Regions from separate parts of the Homo sapiens genome. Here region 2 is linked to region 1. A link is an interaction called in ENCODE POLR2A ChIA-PET data of the cell type or tissue named here. Cell type or tissue: HepG2. All regions are shown on one strand. Each heading gives the region's core, and the rest is flanking DNA. Links, peaks and the distances in the headings are about the cores only. Region 1 overlaps CDK19 (cyclin dependent kinase 19). Region 2 has its middle 9.9 kb from the start of CDK19.

The links. ChIA-PET counts read pairs that join two places held together with the same protein. Peaks named below come from ENCODE experiments on the same cell type or tissue, not always from the same donor. Only the 100,000 strongest peaks of a DNase experiment are listed, where the experiment ranks them.
Region 2: POLR2A ChIA-PET joins it to region 1 with 5 read pairs; 10 of 35 experiments call an interaction of 5 or more read pairs at or near these places.

Annotation. Positions count from the first base shown.
Region 1 is chr6:110,745,229-110,748,053 of GRCh38, reverse strand. CDK19 (cyclin dependent kinase 19) reads left to right here. Exons shown (of 13, transcript NM_015076.5): 2 at 1,853-1,928. Among named protein-coding and RNA genes, the nearest start is that of CDK19, 69 kb to the left of the region's middle. In HepG2, for the core only: no CTCF peak of the experiment used is centred there; a DNase peak (open chromatin) is centred at 1,183; H3K4me3 peaks cover 1,695 bases.
Region 2 is chr6:110,823,938-110,826,762 of GRCh38, reverse strand. It overlaps a transcript of AMD1 not described here. Among named protein-coding and RNA genes, the nearest start is that of CDK19, 9.9 kb to the right of the region's middle. RefSeq lists a silencer at 150-350. In HepG2, for the core only: no CTCF peak of the experiment used is centred there; no DNase peak of the experiment used is centred there.

The DNA.
Region 1 (2,825 bases), core at 91-2,590:
TTTTGTTTCAAGAATACATCAAACTTAAATATTTAGCAATAGATACCTGATAGATAACTTAATTATTAAATGTATAAAATTTACATCGTAAGCATTGTGTTGAGCTTCTCAGGCACATGTGCTCTCACTCTGTACCCACAAATACATTTAAGGCACAGGAGGGACACTTGGCTTTGATTACATTCAATCACCTGCAGTTTATGCTTCTTAATGGCTTCTGAGTGGTCTGAAAAAGTCTGGTTTTATGTCTGGGCAAAAAACAGGATGGAGAAAAAGGAAAAAATGATCATTTAAACTTTCCTTATTTTTGACTTTGCTTTTTAAAACATGCCTGAGCTATCACTTTGAAAATACTAAAGATTGTTTTAGTAGGTATTCTCAGAGTATCAATTTATTTTGGCTTTTTAAAGGCAATATAATATTAGCACTAAAGTTAGTTGACATAACTTCCTATATCTTAACGTAACTGTTAATTTTTTGTATTGCCTTCAACATATTTGTAGATGTATATTTTTATATAGTATAATTTGTGTATTTTCTCAGTAGTATATGGTAAATATTTTCCATGTTTCTAATGACCTTCTAGCCATCATTTAAAAAATTGCATCATAGTCCATCTTGTTGACATACCTAGTATGTTTTATTTGTCAAAATACTGTTTAATTATTTCCTGAATGCTATCTGTTGGAAGAAAAATGGATATAATTTTCAAACTCATTGTGAGGGAAAGTAACCATAACTCAATTATTTGCTTGAAGATGATTGTGAAAATCTTCAAAAGGGATTTAAAATGGTGTTTTAAAATGTGGATTTTGAATAACATCCTAAACTGCTCTATCTGCAGGTAAACATAGAATGGGGAAAATGAGGAATAGCTAAGACAGATGTGGCACTACTTTGGCGCTATATTTGACAAAAACATCATGACATGGTGATACTTTGCTGAGGCTCTAATATGATCAAAAGACAAAACTTGGAAGGCATGGATTTAACTTCTCTTATAAGAACAGCTCACAATATGAACTATAGTTATGACATTCAGCTGAGACCTTTGTGTGGCTGGTTCTGGTATCAGCACCCTTGAGAATGCTTACTGTACTTACTGTATTGTACTAGCTGCTTATCTCATACTGTTAATATTTTAACAGAATGTTTCACCAGATTTTGAACTGCTGTATTCTCTTGGTTAAGCAACTTAGTAACTGTTGGGATTTCCCAGGATTCCTAATACTATGTCCATTGTTTGAAAAATCCACTTTAACTACTGGGTTTCTCCTAGTGTTCCTGAGAATGACATGTTGGTGGCTAGAGCTTTGAAATCTTTAAAAGGCTTTTGATTGAGGTCCTCGGGCTTTTGAATGTCCCCATGCTAGGTGAGATACAGTGTGTTTTAGTGGGTTATGATTCCTATAAAGCTTCTTATACTATGAAATTACTTTAAATGAATCTGGGAGTTTATGTCTGTCAGTTTTTTATAGTGAATGTCTATAACAGAATGCTTTTGTTGACTCCAGGTAATTAAGACAGGAGTGGAATTATCTTGCAATATGTTTGAGTTTATATTTATGCTTGTTTACTCTTTGAAACTAGTGCTGTGTTTAGTATCCTGTTCTGTTTCAATTTTGAATTTTGTGTTTTCGCTGTGTCTGATGTTTTCATTGTGACATGAATTTCTTTTGGTATCTCATATTTCTGTAGTTGAAATATTATCAAAAATAATAAGCAATACATGGTATAATGAGAATGTTTACATATCACTGAGAAATTAAGTGCATTTCCATTGTTTTTGTAGTTATAATTTTGAATCTGAAAGTGATATATGGAAAAATGATGTTTTTTTGTTTATGTGCAGAAAAGATGAAAAGGAATATGCATTGAAGCAAATTGAAGGCACAGGAATATCCATGTCGGCTTGTAGAGAGATTGCAGTAAGTGGATACAAATACAGTTATTTATTTTATTATTGATATTGGGTGATGATTTATTTTAATATAAAAGTTTCATTAATATATATAATGAATGTTTATTTTACATATGTTAGTTTAAGAATATTTTATGTAGAGTGAGAAAATCTGCATAAACTTTTTATTTTATTTTTAAATTTTGAGACAGGATCTCATTTTGTTGCCCAGGCTGGAGTCCACTGCAGCGTGAACCTCCTAGGCTCAAGCGATCTTCCTGCCTTAGCCTCTCGAGTAGCTGGGATTACAGGCATGTGCCACCACACCTGGCTAATTTTTTAATTTTTTTGTAGAGAAGAGGTCTCCTTGTGTTGCCTAGGTTGGTCTCAAACTTCTGGGCTCAAATGATCCTCTCTCCGTGGCCTCCCAAATTGCTGGAATTAAAGGTGTGAGCCACCATATGTAGCCCATAAACTTTTTAGTTACTTGAAAGTCATCTTTGAATATCCTCTTAATGATATTTAAGATTTGTGATCTCAGAAATACTGAACAAAATGATTTAATTTATTAAAATTGTGATGGAATTTTATTTTAATTAGTAATTTAATTAATGTCTATTTTTCTGTAGCTTTAGGACTGATAAGGTCTTTATAGAGGAAGGGGTCATACTATTAAATCTTATTCATTTTAAATACTATTTCTGAAATATATAATATAGTGAGATGTTATTAGTCACCAGAAAATAAGACCATTATAATAATAGGATAATCCCTTAAAGAAAATAGTTCCCTGTTTTGGTCTTTATATATCATACTAGTACATTTAAGAAATGATTGTTCACAAGAATACTAAACATTTAATGAGTGTGTACTAGATACCAGGCTTACTAAATGGTTTCAAGTATTAATTCACTTAATTTTCACA
Region 2 (2,825 bases), core at 254-2,753, 79 kb before region 1:
CCGGGATTTCGCCACTGCACTCCAGCCTGGGCCAACAAGAGTGAAACTCCGTCTCACAAAAAAAAAAAAAAAAAGAAAGAAAAGAAAAGGGAAGTTTGTTTACACAAATACAGAGGGAAGACGGCCATGTGGAGACAGAGATTTGAGTTATGCTGCCATAAAGCAAGGACTGCCGAGGCTTTCAGGCAACACCAGAACCTGGAATCTGCACAGAAGGATTCTCCCCTGTGGGCTTCAGAGAGATCATGGCCCTCCAGACATCTTGATTTCAGACTTCTGGCCTCCAGGACTGTGAGCTAATCAGTTCCTGTTGTTTAAAGCCACCCAGTTTGTGGCAATTTGTCACAGCAGCCTGAGGAAACTGACACAGGCATCAATCAAGCCCTTCTCATACCCTATCAGAAGGAGGCGGGCAACCCTTCCTTAGTCTGGGCTGCATCCTCATCCTACAGAGAGAAGTTTGATTCTTTTTTTTTTTTTTTTTTTTTTTTGGGATGGTGTCTCCCTCTGTTGCCCAGGCTGGAGTGCAGTGGTGCAATCTCAGCTCACTGCAACCTCCACCTCCCGGGTTCAAGCGATTTTTTTTTTTTTTTTTTTAATGAGACAGGGTCTCTGTTGCCCAGGCTGGAGTGCAGTAGTGTGATCATAGCTCCCTGCAGCCTCGAACTCCTAGGCTAAAGTGATCCTCCTACCTCAGCCTCCTGAGTAACTAGGATCACAGGGCCATTCACCATGCCTGTCTAATTTTATAATTTTTTTGTAGAGACGGGGTCTTACTCTGTTGCCCAGGCTGGTCTCAAACTCCCGTCTCAAGCAATTCTTCCACCTTAGTCTCCCAAAATGTTGGGATTACAGGTGTGAGCCACTGTGCCTGTCTAGATGTCTGATTTTTAATCCCACTGCCTCCCAGTCCTACTCCTCAGCTGTCCTGACAGCAGCTCTGTACTAAGTAGACTAGAATCTGTTTTCTGAACACTCTTCAAGCCTAAATCATCCTTATTTAAGGGAGCTTTGTTCTCAGACTTTTAATCAATGTTTAAGTAGTCTGAATATCACTCCTGGAAGAGTAACAGGTTTTTACTTGGCAGCAAATGCTCTGAAATCTGATTGACTAGATAACTGTTACTGGCAGACTAGAAAGCGTAAAGGCAAGGAAGCCCTCTTATACTTACTGAGGCAATGAACATGTCAATGGCAGTGGCAGTGGTACCTACATGTTCTCTGCATTTCATAAGCCCCGTGACTCTTGCATACATGGAGAAGGGGTAAAAATGACTATCAATCAAATATGGAAAAAAGAAAGCAGAGGTGGTTTAACATATACAAAGTAAGATTTAAGACAAAGAGGATGGAATGTTTCAGTGGGATCATTTGATCTTGATAAATGGCAAAATCGATACAATAGTCTCCTCTTATCCACAGCTTTGATTTCCATGGTTTCAATTAGTTACTAGTTACCCATAATACAGAACAATAAGATGTTAAGAGAAAGAGAGAGATGAAGAGAAAGAGGACCACATTCATATAATTTCTGTTATACGACATTGTGATAATTGTATTTTATTATCAGTTACTCTTGTTTATCTCTTAACTGTTCCTAATTTATCAATGAAACCTTATAATCATAGGTATGCATGTATAGGAAAAAGCAGTGTGTGTATATGTATTTGAAGATCAGTACTATCTGGGCTTCAGGGGGTCTTGGTGTGTATCCCCCAAGGACAAGGTGGGACTACTATACTGGGTATTGCAGTCTTTGCCCTCTATAGTCTTACAGACCTGAGGTTAAATCCTATCACTGTCTAACCATAAAACTACAAAATTATCCTCCTGGAGCCTCAGTTTTCATATAGGTAAAAAGGAGATAAAACATACCTTCCTCATAGGGCAGCTATGAGGCTTATATTAGCTAACGTATGCCTAGGATTCAATAAAAGTTAGCTCTCATGTTCACTCTACTTACTTTCCAAGAAACATACCAAAGCCATTGTTTCTTTCCTCAAGCCCTTTGCCCTTACCTTCAGTGCTTTTTTTTGTTACCAAAAACTTTATGCTCTTTATAAAATTTAATTTTTATTTTTTTGCCTTAAGCTATGATGTTTGAATGTTACCAAAAACTTTAAATCTATCATTTATTAAAATAATTTGGTTTCATTAAATAACTTTTTTAAAAACATACATTTTAAAAATTTCAATAGTTTTTAGGATACAAGTGGCTTTTGGTTACATTGGTGAATAGTATAGTGGAGATGTCTGAGATTTTAGTGCACTGGTCACTCAAGTAGTATGCATTGTACCCAATATGTCATTTTTTATCTCTTAATCCTCTCTCACCCTCCCTTTTCTGAGTCTCCAGTGTCCATTATATCACTCTTTATGCCTTTGTGTACCCATAGCTTAGCCCTACTTGTAAGTGGGAACATACAGTATTTTGGTTTTCCATTCCTGAGTTACTTCACTTAGAATAATGGCCTCCAGCCCCATCCAAGTTCCTCAAAAGACAGTATTTCATTCTTTTTTATGAATGAGTGGTATTCCATGGCGTATATATACCACCTTTTCCTTATCTATTCATTGGTTGGTTGATGGGTACTTAGGTTGGTTCCATATCTTTGTAATTGTGAATTATGCTGTGATAGACATAGGCATGCAGGTGTCTTTTTGATATAATAACTTATTTTCCTTTGGGTAGATACTCAGTACAGGAATTGTTGGATTGAATGGTACATCTACTTTTAGTTCTTTGAGAATTCTCCATACTGTTTTCCATAGAGGTTGTACTAATTTACATTCCCACCAGCAGTGTATAAGCATTCCCTTTTCAC